3 separate regions of the Homo sapiens genome follow, and regions 1 and 3 are each linked to region 2. Evidence: chromatin contacts called from ENCODE Hi-C or POLR2A ChIA-PET data. All regions are on one chromosome and are shown on one strand. Each heading gives the region's core, a stretch centred on a gene start or an enhancer-like site at or near the end of the contact. The rest is flanking DNA. Distances are from core to core; before and after follow the strand shown.

The links. Hi-C counts contacts between places; a loop is a spot of excess contacts on that map. ChIA-PET counts read pairs that join two places held with the same protein, here RNA polymerase II (POLR2A). Pooled maps may share reads with other maps.
Region 1: a map of heart right ventricle shows a loop between it and region 2 (2.6-fold over the local background). The contact joins two enhancer-like sites. A Hi-C loop is called at or near these places in 10 of 168 maps with a recorded cell type or tissue (HCT116, PC-9, astrocyte of the cerebellum and 5 more) and 7 of 50 pooled maps. POLR2A ChIA-PET finds 5 or more read pairs at or near these places in 2 of 52 experiments (MCF 10A and SK-N-SH).
Region 3: a loop to region 2 is called in a map of psoas muscle, with 4 times the contacts of the local background. The contact joins two enhancer-like sites. A Hi-C loop is called at or near these places in 20 of 168 maps with a recorded cell type or tissue (MCF 10A, PC-9, Right ventricle myocardium inferior and 13 more) and 13 of 50 pooled maps. POLR2A ChIA-PET finds 5 or more read pairs at or near these places in 10 of 52 experiments (BJ, HCT116, K562 and 6 more).

The regions. Positions count from the first base shown.
Region 1 is chr10:125,059,994-125,063,939 of GRCh38, reverse strand. The region is part of intron 2 of CTBP2 (C-terminal binding protein 2); the gene reads left to right. Among named protein-coding and RNA genes, the nearest start is that of MIR4296, 29 kb to the right of the region's middle. RefSeq lists enhancers at 360-957, 1,713-1,792, 2,203-2,252 and a silencer at 2,131-2,332. Within about 2 kb of position 2,664, at least 31 of the 41 ENCODE cell types and tissues checked have a DNase peak (open chromatin) inside an H3K27ac peak, as active enhancers do; they include heart left ventricle, heart right ventricle, thyroid gland and 1 more, where a contact is called at or near this core.
Region 2 is chr10:125,122,149-125,125,899 of GRCh38, reverse strand. All of the region lies in intron 1 of CTBP2 (C-terminal binding protein 2), which reads left to right. Among named protein-coding and RNA genes, the nearest start is that of CTBP2, 37 kb to the left of the region's middle. Within about 2 kb of position 2,144, at least 32 of the 41 ENCODE cell types and tissues checked have a DNase peak (open chromatin) inside an H3K27ac peak, as active enhancers do; they include HCT116, Panc1, ascending aorta and 9 more, where a contact is called at or near this core.
Region 3 is chr10:125,082,989-125,087,104 of GRCh38, reverse strand. The region is part of intron 2 of CTBP2 (C-terminal binding protein 2); the gene reads left to right. Among named protein-coding and RNA genes, the nearest start is that of MIR4296, 52 kb to the right of the region's middle. RefSeq lists enhancers at 1,414-2,241, 3,898-4,116. Within about 2 kb of position 2,129, at least 24 of the 41 ENCODE cell types and tissues checked have a DNase peak (open chromatin) inside an H3K27ac peak, as active enhancers do; they include HCT116, Panc1, ascending aorta and 7 more, where a contact is called at or near this core.

The DNA of each region.
Region 1 (3,946 bases), core at 1,415-3,914, 62 kb after region 2:
AGGTGGCACTGCAGCCTGGGGGTGGGGGAAAACCGTGCCTGATGGAGTTGCTGCAGGGGTCCCTACACGGGGTGTCCACCCTTCTTGCCCAGACACCCTGTGGCTTTGAGAATCGCTGTGACATAGCCACGGGAGAGCTGTGTCTGCTTAATGCTTTTGTTTACTTTGGAAGTTTGTCCTACATGAATGAATTCGCAAAACTTACATTCCCCGTAAAGCTGTCACTGAGAGAAAACACAGCAATAACTCAGGTGATGTAGTTAAACCACCATTGAGTTTGCGCCATCCATGAGCTGATAAATCGTACAGCTTCATTTGGTAGGAATCAGCAATTTTATGTGGCAATTAATTTTTACTACTGTAGGGGAGCCAGAGGATGAGCATTTTACTTCGGTTTTGTGTGTGTTGAGAGAAACTTAACGGTTTTGCCACAGCAAGAAAGGATCGTGCATGAGGCCTTTCGCACGAGTCGACGTGTTTGGGTGTTATCCTGGGGTGTCCTTGCCAGCTTTTGTTGGTTCCTCACGTGGGCAGAAGAGTGAATGCTCAGTCCCCATCGGGGTGCCACAGGCCTCATGACGTGTGGGGTAAAACACGTATGTGGCTTGCGGAGAAATAAATTCTCCGTATTTCTTAAGTATGATGTTTTTCCCCACCAGACCGATTCGCCCATGCTGTTTCCACATCAGAGATGAAGATGTGCGCAGAGTAACACGTAATTAGCTTTCCAGATTGCTTCGTAGAAGGATAATGTGATAATTTTCCCATTGTTCGTTTTTGGTTCCACCAATGATGGCCATTTAGCACAGCACACAGTTGCGGCTGAGGTCCAGCTCGAGGCTGGCCGAGGCTGTGCACAGCTGCCCAGGGCCCTGCCTCGCTGCTGGGGAGCTGTCCTTTCTTTGGCTGAGCTCTCTTCCTGTGGAGGCCCAGCCTGCTCACTGGAACGCCAGAAAGATCATCTGAGCATAGTTGTCTGTTCAGCCAGCCTCTCTTGGGGCCATTAGGAAAACGGGTGCACAGCAGATGTTGTTCCTTGGGTGCCCTCAGTGGTTTATTTTTTATTTTATTTTATTTTTTTGAGATAGAGTCTCGCTTTGTTGCCCAGGCGCCCAGTGGCGCAATCTCAGCTCAGTGCAACCTCCATCTCCCAGGTTCAAGAGATTATCCTGCCTCAACCCTCCTGAGTAGCTGGGATTACAGGCGTGTGCCACCGCACCCGGCTAATTTTTTGTATTTTTAGTAGAGAGGAGGTTTCATCATGTTGACCAGGCTGGTCTTAAACTGACCTCAGGTGATCCAGCTGCCTTGGCTTCCCAAAGTGCTGGGATTATAGGTGTGAGCTACCGCACCCGGTCCCTCCGTATTTTTTATTACTGATGGCAGCGACCCTAACCCTAACTCTAACCCCTCGCGCTGAGTTCTGCTGCGTGCTGCCAGCGGGTGTCTGCTGTCCCAGAACCTCCCCGCAGCCTTCAGAGTTGTCCCCACGTTACAGTGTTAGAGCTTTAAACAGGACAGACTTAAAAAAGCAGATGTCCTCATCACCCTCATTTCACGTGCGTTCTCTTACAGACACACCCTACTAGGCCATTATACAGTAAACCCTAGCTTCTATTACATCAACAAATAGTTCAGTGTATTTTCCTAAAATAAAAGGACTAACATTTGCTGAGTTTTGAGAGCACCCCTGTGTCCCCCCATTCAGGGGCACCTCTTTCTAGTAGTCCAGAACCGAGGCTGGACTCAGTCGTCCCCTGCTCACCCCGTTTTCCCCTGTAGGCACCGTTTTGAGTCCGCTGGGTTCTGCTTCTCCAGCCCTGGTGGGAGCAGTCGCTAAGGGCCCTCTCGGTTTAGCAATTGAAACAGGAAGTGAAACACACAGGAGTTTAGGTCCATCACAAACTCAGGGCGTGGACGATCCCTGGGCTACCCGGCTTCGGTCCCACCTCCACCCCAGCTGTGTCTTTGGCCCGTTGTTTTCTACCCTGGGCCTCTGTTTAGTCATTTTAGATGAGGAAAGCATACCTGGTTCCTAAGACTGTTGGGAGGAATGAGTGAATTCATGCAAAGTGACGGGAACAGTGTCCAGGATGCCGTGAGCCGGGGAGCCTGCTTATTGCTACAGCTGCTCCTCTCAGTAAGGGTGTGACAGTTGCAGTGACCGTGAGGAGGTGGCACCTCACCGAGGTGCATCTGAGAACCCAGGAATGCAGGCCAGCTCACAGGTCCAGGATGCTGCACGGGGGCTCCGTCTGGCCTGTGGTACCAGCTCTCAGTTGCCTCTGGCTTGGTGTGGGGGCCTCAGGCTTTGCTGCCGTAGACGCTGTTATATCCTCCCATACCCAGATCACCTGGTGTCTGAGTCCCAGGCCACTCCTGGAACTGGGATGTGTGGGATTTGGTGTCAAACTGGCTGTTCCTTGGAGCAAGGAGGAGGAGAGGTGAGGGAGGTCCTGTTCCTGGCGCTGCAGGGCCTGTACCCCTTCCTGTCCACAGGCCTTCTCTGGCCTTCCCCTGGGGCAGCTAGGGGTGTGGAGCAGGGCGGCTGCCAGTGGAGCCACCGTCAAGGGAAGTGTGGGTGTCGCCCCGGATGCCCAGCGAGAGCTTTCCCCTGAACCAGAGTGTCTGGTGCCAACAGCGCCACCAGAGGGGGCCGTTCCACTGGAAGTCCTATCGGGAAGTATTTTTACAGCGCTTGGCTGTCCTTGCAGACGAAAATAAGATGTTTGCTTTAGCAATTTGCTTAGCCCTGAAAACATTCCTAGACAATGCCAGGGCCTTAGTTGAAAATAGTATGCTCAGCTTGCTGGGATGGTCCCAGGAAGGATGTTTTGAGTGAAAATAAAATGGTACATACCAGGGCTGTTTGCCACCGCAGGAATCCTGGGAGAGTTCAGCATTGAGGGTTGCCGGGAGCCGGGATCTAGCAGGGGCTGGCTATGGGCTGCCCTAGCGTGCACCCCTGGGGCCGACCGGAAGATTCCAGAACAGGGAGAACTGTCTGCAGGTGTCACCCTGCATGTTGCTCTTTCCTCCCTTTGCACCTTAGCACACCAGCCCCCGCGGGTCAAGAGGGGTCTCCAGCTGCGGTCCACAGTCCTGGCCTCGGCTTCGTGTCCTCTAGGTTGGGGCACCGGCCTCTCTGGGGAAGCCTGCCCGTGTGCTTCTTATTCCTCGACTGTGAGAAACTTCTTTATCCATCTGCAATCTCTCCTCTTGGCTTCCCCTCTCTCCTGGTCATGGTTCTGCCCACGCAGAATACACCCAATCCCTCTTCCGCATGACTGCCCTGCACATAATCACAGGCAGAGATGGAAACTCGGGAACGTTCCCTGCTGGGGATGAGCATTGCCATTCTCTTCCACAACACATTTGCAAGTTTTTCACTTGCTCAGAACCAGTGTTGCAGGTAAGCCGCAACAGACACACACATGTACACACACACACACACACACACACACACACACACACACGTGGGGGGAATGGAATATCATGACCAGTAGTTAAGGAAAAATGCATTTCTGTTTAAAAGCCATGTTTTAAGAAAAAGTACTTGAACTCAAATAATGACGAGTGACTTATTTCATGACATTTGTCTCTGAGACAAGGTGGCAAATAGTATGCTATGATCATTTGTCGTGTGAAGAGTGAAGTCAGAGTAACCCGCTCAGCTCCAGAGCTTTGTTTTCCTCTGCGGATTCCCTTGGCAGCATTTCTGTGGAGGATAAAAATAGCACACGGTGCCTTAAAATAAATGGCTGTGGGGAATGCTTGTGTACATCAGCTGCGTGGCCACATATGTTCACATTCTCCATATTGTTCACTCTTCAAAAGAGTGACTGGGATAGACGGTTCGAATCTGCCCGCCATATGATAACTAAAGTGACATGGAAGAGCCTTTGGCCCCCGGGAAGGATGACTCCAGGGATGGGCAGTGGGGCAG
Region 2 (3,751 bases), core at 895-3,394:
GGGACCGACTTGTTTACACTTCTTCTGATTTGAGTGAAATACCAAGAGGCTGGCAGAGGGACAGCCCCTGAGCTATGGCTCCCTTTCTTAGCCCAGATCTCAAGAGCTTTCTGCTGTTTTTGCTGTCATCTCTGCTGGATGTCGTCTCTGCTACCGAGGTACAGCAGTTAGGAAACATTCGCGTCCCCATCACTCTGGTCACTCTGCTGACTGGTTTTTGGACACTGAGTGTCCCATTCACTCTATCACTGTTGACTGGTTTTGGGACAGTGAGTATGTGACATGCATATGACCCATGCTTAACTCACTCGGAGCCATTATCTGAGCACTATTTGTCAGGTGCTAAGAAGGCAAGCTTCAATTGACTTAAGTTCCAGCGGGGATGTTTGCTTTTTATGAAAATGATGCTTAGTACCTCCTTACTAAGACAATGGCAGAATAGACCAGACTGTTGTCTTCAGAGATTCCCAAACACCGGATATTGACAAGGTTTGCTTTCCTAAAGTTGAGAAGAGGGCTGAAATATAAGGCTTATATCTGTCTCTCTGAGCATTTTAGAAGAAAGATATATCTAAGCTCTGTGTTTAAATATAGCATGGTGTTTGCTACTCGGATGGCAAATAAGCAATTGAATATGTAGGTCATTGACTTATGAGAATGAGTTTGGAGGTTTTTTTGCATGTGATTAACGCTGTCTTACGATTGGGCTGTTGATGCTCCGCCAACATTGGGTTACACAGAGTTCAGCAAGCCATCTGGGAAGAAAACTGGAAGAATCATGAGAGGATACCTCTGTCCCCTTAAGGTGTTAGGAGTGTGACTTGGTGTTGAGCCCTGTGGCTACAGCCAGTGGCAGTGGCACCAACCGCTCCCAAGTTACACTGGGGAGAAACACATCTGAGTGCCGTGCGTCTGTACATATCTATCAGGAGGGAGGGGGCAGAGGGCGATACTTCATCGAGATAAATGCCAGCGGTGTATTTTAATACATTCTTGATTCAGAAGGCACTGTTTGGAATTGCATATTTAAAAGGAAACTGCCATCCCCTTTTGAAGGTATGTGACATTTAAAAGATCTGTAGCAGAAGATTGGTTTGACAGCTTTGAATTATAATTGAAAGAGTTTTTGTTTTAAAAAAGAAAATGATTACTTCTATTTTAAATGTCATCACAAAGACATAAATATGTTTAATCAAATTATATATTTAATGTATGTAGAATATAATTTTTGTTTGTGTGGAAGAGTCACTGGTTTGTGTGTGTTTTAAGCAGCTTTAAAGCTAAGCAATGTTGATGATTTGAAAGTGATTCAGCTTTTTTGGTAAATGACTGTTTAAGGGTTTATAGAATTTCAAAAAATAGTATTATTAAAATCTGCTTATTTTTTATCTATACACGTGTACCTAGTGGCACATTTTGGGAGATGGAGGTACTTTTATTGTTGCTGACAGATAGTAAATTGTCGAATGAACTGAAAAAACGTGGAACCTTGAAGATAATAAAGGCGGAAACAGCAAAGACGCTCCTGCAGTTTTCTTTTGGATTCTTTGAACCAGCGGGGAGTTACCGGGAGTGCTAGCGTCGAGTATGCCAGCCCTTCCTAAAAGGGAGGCAGCAGGGGAGGCCCAGGAAAAGACACAGAGTGCCACAAAGACCTTTCGGGTGATACAAAAGGCTGGTGTGGCATTTGAGGGCACCAGCAAGGTCCCCAGGCTCGAGAAGCAGGGGCGTAGCTCTGGGTCTCCCCTGACCCTGGCTATCTGCTAGCACACTCCAGCTCTAGAACTTTCTTTGAGCAAGCTGGGTGTTGGAAGCCGGCCAGCCCAGCGTACAACTGTGTATGTCAGCTGGGGACAGTCTTGGCCTGTTCCAGCCTGCTCTGTAGTTTCGATTTAGCCAGACTGGGTCAGGGAGTCCTGAAGTTGTTACCCACCAGAGAGGCACTTGCCCAGCACAGAGCTGCCCCGGGGGCTGGTTTTCTCTGCTGGTCTGTCCTCCAGGGCTGCTCTGTCAGGGAACGTGCCCTCTGTTGGGTGTGGCCCTGGGAGGCCTGGGCAGCTGGCAGCACCTGGGAGAGAACAATGAGTCAGTCATGCCCGCTCCCAGGAAAGAATTGACGTAGCACGAGCATCTCTGCCAGCTCCAGTGAGAGAAGGTCAGGGTTCAGGAATTGTGAGCTCTGGCTTCTCGAGAGACAGGATGCACCCCGGGGCCCCTGGGGAGCCGGAGGACACAGATCCCAGTTGAGTGCGTAAGCAGTGTCAACAGGGCCAGCTCCTCATGGCCCCTCCTTGTAAGCGCTGATCCCCTAAAGAAAGGAATTGCCCTACTTAGTGCCCAGCATGAGCTAAACCACATAAACCAAAAAATGACAAATCTGTTATTTTAAAAATTAAACTTATTTTGAAGTAATTGCAGATTCACATACAGAATGAATTCACAGGGTAGGAGAAGGTAATACAGGAGGTCCCTTAAACCCTTTCCCTGGTGCCCTCCAGTTGTAACATTGTGCAGAGTTCTGGTAACAGCAACACAGCGGAGAAATTGACGTGGATAGAATCCATGGATACTATTCAGAAATCCCTAGTGTAACATGCACTCATTTGGCTGTGTATTTAGTCTGTGCAATTTTAGCACGGGTAGGTCTCTATTTGTACCAGCCCAAGAATCCCCCCGTTGCCCTTTTATAGTCATATCCACTTGAGGTGGCCAGGACGGTCCCCAGCTGAAGCACATGGTCGACACACATGGGTAGACACAGCTGACCAGCTTCTAAGACCCAGTTTGCTCAAAGAAAGTTCTGGAGTTGGCGTGTCCTACCTACTTCCTGGTCTCTAAGCCTGGCAACCACTAATCCGTTCACCATCTCTCCAGTGTCATTTAAGAATGTTATATAAATGGAACCTTACAGCATTGCCGCCTTTGAGGATTGGGATTTTTCACTTGGCTTAATTCCCTTTGAGATTCATTCAAGTTGTTGTATGTATGGCTGGTTGGTTTCTGTGTATTGACTGGAAGATTTTTGACCCAGCCTTAGACCAGAACACTGCGGAAGAGGAAATCCATCATGGAAACCCGAGAGTGACAGGACCCTTGCTTGGTGACAAGTAGAGCTGGTCATGTCGACAGCCCCCTCTTACCTCGTCGCGTCTCAGCAGATGTCCATGGGGTCGTATTGGGAGTGACTTTTGTACCAGTTGGCTTGGCTGATTTTGGAAAGAGTGGAAGAACCCCCTTCACCTTGTGAGTTTTGTTCATCTGTGTTGCATGTGTTTGCACAGTGTACATTGACTGAAACATGAAGAAACAGCCCTTGGGCTTTTGAGTCTCGGTTTTCTTTCTTGGCGCTCATGCTCTCAGAATAATAATACGTGTGGTGCAGGCCCGGTGCACCAGGCAAGTGAGGGCTGTGCTGGCATGGTTTCTTTAGGAGGAAGGCCTGTTGCACCTATGTGGCTTTGGCATGCTTCAGTGAAAACTGTAAAATTACAAGTCCCAAGAATCTAATCTCACAGTGAAAATGTTGAGTTGTTCATTCAGAAAGCACGCTTGCCCTGCATTTTGAACATACATACTTGTGTGTATTTATATGTTCATCATGTGAGAACAGCATTTGTGAATTGCTACCCTCATGAACATCCATGCTGAAAGGTTGTCCATTCTTTCCAAACTGCAGAAATGCGGCTGAGCAGTTACATACGTGTGTAAGTTAGTTCAGGATTCCCAGTGTTAGTGACTTGATGCGCATGAA
Region 3 (4,116 bases), core at 880-3,379, 39 kb after region 2:
AGACTCTGTCTCAAAAAAAAAAAAAAAAAGAAAGAAATTGCCCAAATTTTCCTTTCAAGGTTGAAGTTAGGGCTGAAGAATCAGGGCTGGCTCATGATCTCTTCAGACTCAGTCATCCATCCATTCAGAGATCGTGTGTGTGGGCGCACGTGTGTGTCGTGGACTGTTCCTCAGGATCCGCAGGTGCAGTGGCCGCGCTCCCACTGAACTTGTGTTCTAGAGGCGGAGCCCCCTCCCTGAGGGCCTGGCTTTCTCAGTGTCAAGTGGAGAGCATGTTGTCTTAGTCTGCTTTGGCTACTATAACAAAATTCCATAAGCAGGTGGCTCATAGCAACAGAAATTTAATTCTCACAATTCTTGGGAAATCCAAGACCAAGATGCCAGCAGATTCGATGTCTGATGAGGGCCCAAGTTCTGGTTCAGAGACGGTACTCTCTCGCTATGTGGAAGGGTCAAATGAGATCTTCCTTTTTTTTTTTTTTTTTTTTTTTAAATAAAATTTTGCTCGATTGCCCAGGCTGGAGTGCAGTGGTGTGATCTCGGCTCACCGCAACCTCCACCTCCCAGGTTCAAGCGATTCTCCTGCCTCATCCTCCCAAGTAGCTGGGATTACAGCCGATTACCAGCACACTTGGCAAATTTTTGTATTTTCTCCTGCCTCAGTCTCCCGGGTAGCTGAGATTACAGGGATTGCTGGATCAAAGTTTACCACGCTCGACAAATTTTTGTATTTTTAGTAGAGATGAGGTTTCGCTGTGTTGGCCAGGCTGGTCTCGAACTCCTGACCTCAGGTGATCCACTTACCTCGGCCTCCCAAAGTGCTAGGATTACAGGCATTAGCCACCGAGCCTTGGCCAAAAGAGCTCTTTCATCAGGCACTAATCCCGTTCATGAGTGCTCCACCCTCATCATCTAATTACCACTCAAAGGCCTCACCCTCTAATACCACCACCTTGGGGATGAGGCTTTCAGCATAGGAATTTGCAGGGGGACACAAACATTAAGACCAGAGAGATACTTTGGACTGAGGGGACCCTTTGGTGAGAACACAGGGAGTGGTTCTCTGTGGGGAGGCTGAGATTGGCGTGGCAGGAGGAGGCCAGCCATGGGGCATCTGGGGAAAGGTCTGGAGGCCGAGGGGCTGTACCCAGGGCAGGAGCCAGTGCGGTTGTGGCCCTGTGAGGGCAGACCCGGATCTTGACCACGAAGGCACTGGGCGTTGCTGGAGAGCTTCCAGACACTGGGCTAGGATCACATTTCAGTTTCCAGTGAGAATCCTCCTGGGTGTCTCTGGAAAATGGCTTGGAAGGCATAAGAGCAGAAACAAGGGGATCATTTGAGTGAACTCATATAGTAGCAGAGCTGTGCATTGAGATTACCCACACCCCAGCTGCGAGAGTCCCTGTTAATGCAAGGTGGCCAGTTTAAAGCTGACAGGACTAGATTTCCCCATGGAGTGATTTGCTGAAGGCTTTGGGCTGGAAGTTCCAGCGCCCGCAGAAAACTTACTGTTGGAGGTTCTTCGCCCTCGTTTCTGAAGGAAAGCTCCCAGCTCTGCCTGGAGCCTGGGATGGAAATTGTCTCTGGTTAATAGGATCTTTAAGACAGCTAAATCCTGCACTAAAGACTTGATGCAACTGCTGTTGCACACGGAGGTGGCTCCCCTGCCATATGCCCGCAGAGCTTTCTTTCATTGTCATTACAGAGAGTCAGGCGTGTGTACAGGAAGGAGACGGGATCCTGCCGTAATGACTTTGTCTTCACCATCTTTTCTCAGCTGCTTAAATTGCTGTCAGGGCAGCGTAGGAATCTTAAAGGAGGGAGTTTTCTCTCATATAATTATGCTGTTGGTAAAAATGTTGGCGGCTTTTCTCTACTTTTCCCCTTAGCCACCAAAATAAAACTCTTTATCTTGGAACTCGGCAGCTGTTTGCAATCCGCCTCATTTCTCCTGCTGATGTATTGGTGTCGCAGCTTGGGTGATGGGTGGTGACGTGAGGGTTGAAGGTAATTTCTGTCGCAGTCCCATGGTCATGAGCCAAGACCTGGAGTGCTGGAGGTGCGCCAGGTCGGGTCATCTTTGGGTTTTGCCCAGTGAGCTGTTGCTAAGGAGAGGGCTTTGTTTGCCTAGAGCTGGGGGAAATGTTCAAGGGCAGGCACACATTGGCAGAGATCTGCTGACGTGGCGACGGCGGAACTCATGGCTGTGTGTCAAGCCTGGGCAGTAACAGGTGGCGAAGGCCAAACCTTTGGGGGCAGACTTGGGGCAGCAGTGGAGACGTGTTTTGGGGATCTCAAGGCGTCTTGGTGGGAAAGAGTGCCGGTGGGTCAGGAAGGCGGGGGTGCTGGGACACTGCTGCTGCTTGGGTGGGGTCAGGACCTGCTACACAGATACCAGACCCACCCTCTGCCAGGGGACACAGAACGGGCAAGGAGAAGGGCTGTGCTTCTGAGTGCTTCACTGGTCTGGAAACCCATGTTTTAACTGGGGCCACCCCCGGACCCCTGAGACTGAGGTGGTGTGAACCTCAGGGCTGGGGAGGTGGCTTCCAGGGGACCACCTCCTCACGCCCTCCCTTCCCAGAGAGGATGGGGAAGGTTTGGGCGGGAGCCTCCGGACTGGTAGGGACTCCACCTAGAGGCCAGCCCCTCCTGGGGTAGGCACAGAGGCCTCCAGAGCGCCTCCCTCTGAGTCACATTCCTTCTCATTTAGTCACCTTTCCTTCCACGGGGCTGCTGTTGGCTCGAAATAGAAGGATGACTGGACCGTTCTCCGTGCAGCTTCTTCCCTGAGATGTTCCCCAAGCCCCTCAAGGCATCCTTTGTGATGCACTTCTAAACAGCAGCCGGCTGGGCTCACAGTGGCTCACACCTGTAATCCCACGACTTTGGGAGGCCAAGGCAGGAGGATTGCTTGAGCTCAGAAGTTCAAGACCAGCATGGGCAACATACATAACATCTCTACAAAAAATAAAATAACATAGTGGGCTCTCTTCTCTACAAAAAATCAAAAAACGTAGCTGGGGCCAGGCGCCGTGGCTCACACCTGTAATCCTAGCACTTTGGGAGGCCAAGGCGGGCAGATCATTTGAGATTAGGAGTTCTAGACCAGCCTGGCCAACATAGTGAAACCCCATATCTACTAAAGAATACAAAAATCAGCTGGGCGTGGTGGCGCATGCCTCTAATCCCAGCTACTCGGGAAGCTGAGGCAGGAAAAATGCTTAAACCAGGGAACGGAGGTTGCAGTGAGCCCAGATCGCACCACTGCACTCCAGCTGGATGACAGAGCAAGACTCCGTCTCAAAAAAACAAAACAAAAAAAACTTTAGCTGGGTGTGATGGTGCGTGCCTACAGTCACAGCTACTTGAGAAGCTGACGTGGCAGGACGGCTGGAGTCCAGGAGGTCAAGACTGCACTCCAGCCTGGGAGGCAGAGTGAGATCCTGCCTTAAAACAAACAAACAAACAACAGCGAGTGTATCCTGGGTGCTTGTTCGGACTAAGGTGCAAACAGAGGGCTTTGCGTTATGGTCTTTGATCCTGGTGGCATTTTCATTAGACTAGATGGTCACGGTAATGTGGTATCTTTTCCTTTTTTGTAGACAGGCGACTGAGTCTCAGAGGGCGGTATCCTCGCCCAGGTCGGGGGTCTGCACATGGCTGTCAGTGTTGTGTCCTCGGACAGCCCTGTCCTGGGAACTCAGAGGCTCAGCAGTGGTGCCTGTGGAATGGGCCTCTGTTTTCACCGAGTAGTTGACCCCATCTGGCACGACAGGGAGACTCTTTTTTATCCAGAAGCCAAATCAAGAGAGGCTTTTCTGAGTGACTTGGCTGTGCTTTTTTCCAGCTTTGGAAAGTATGTTGAGAATGCGTGCTGGCCCTGGTGGTCTTACGTTGTTGGTGTCAGATGTAAACTTGCGACGTGAAGGCAGAATTTAAGTCTAGCTTTATTTAGTCCAACACGTGTTCTGCAGCAGCCGCTGGCTGCAGAGCCAAGGGGATAACCATCCCCTCCCAGTACTTGCAGTCTGGTGGGGACCAACCCCCCAGAGAGATGGACCCTGTGCTGGCTCAGAGAGAGAGGGCACTTAAATCTTGCTTGGTGTGCTCTGG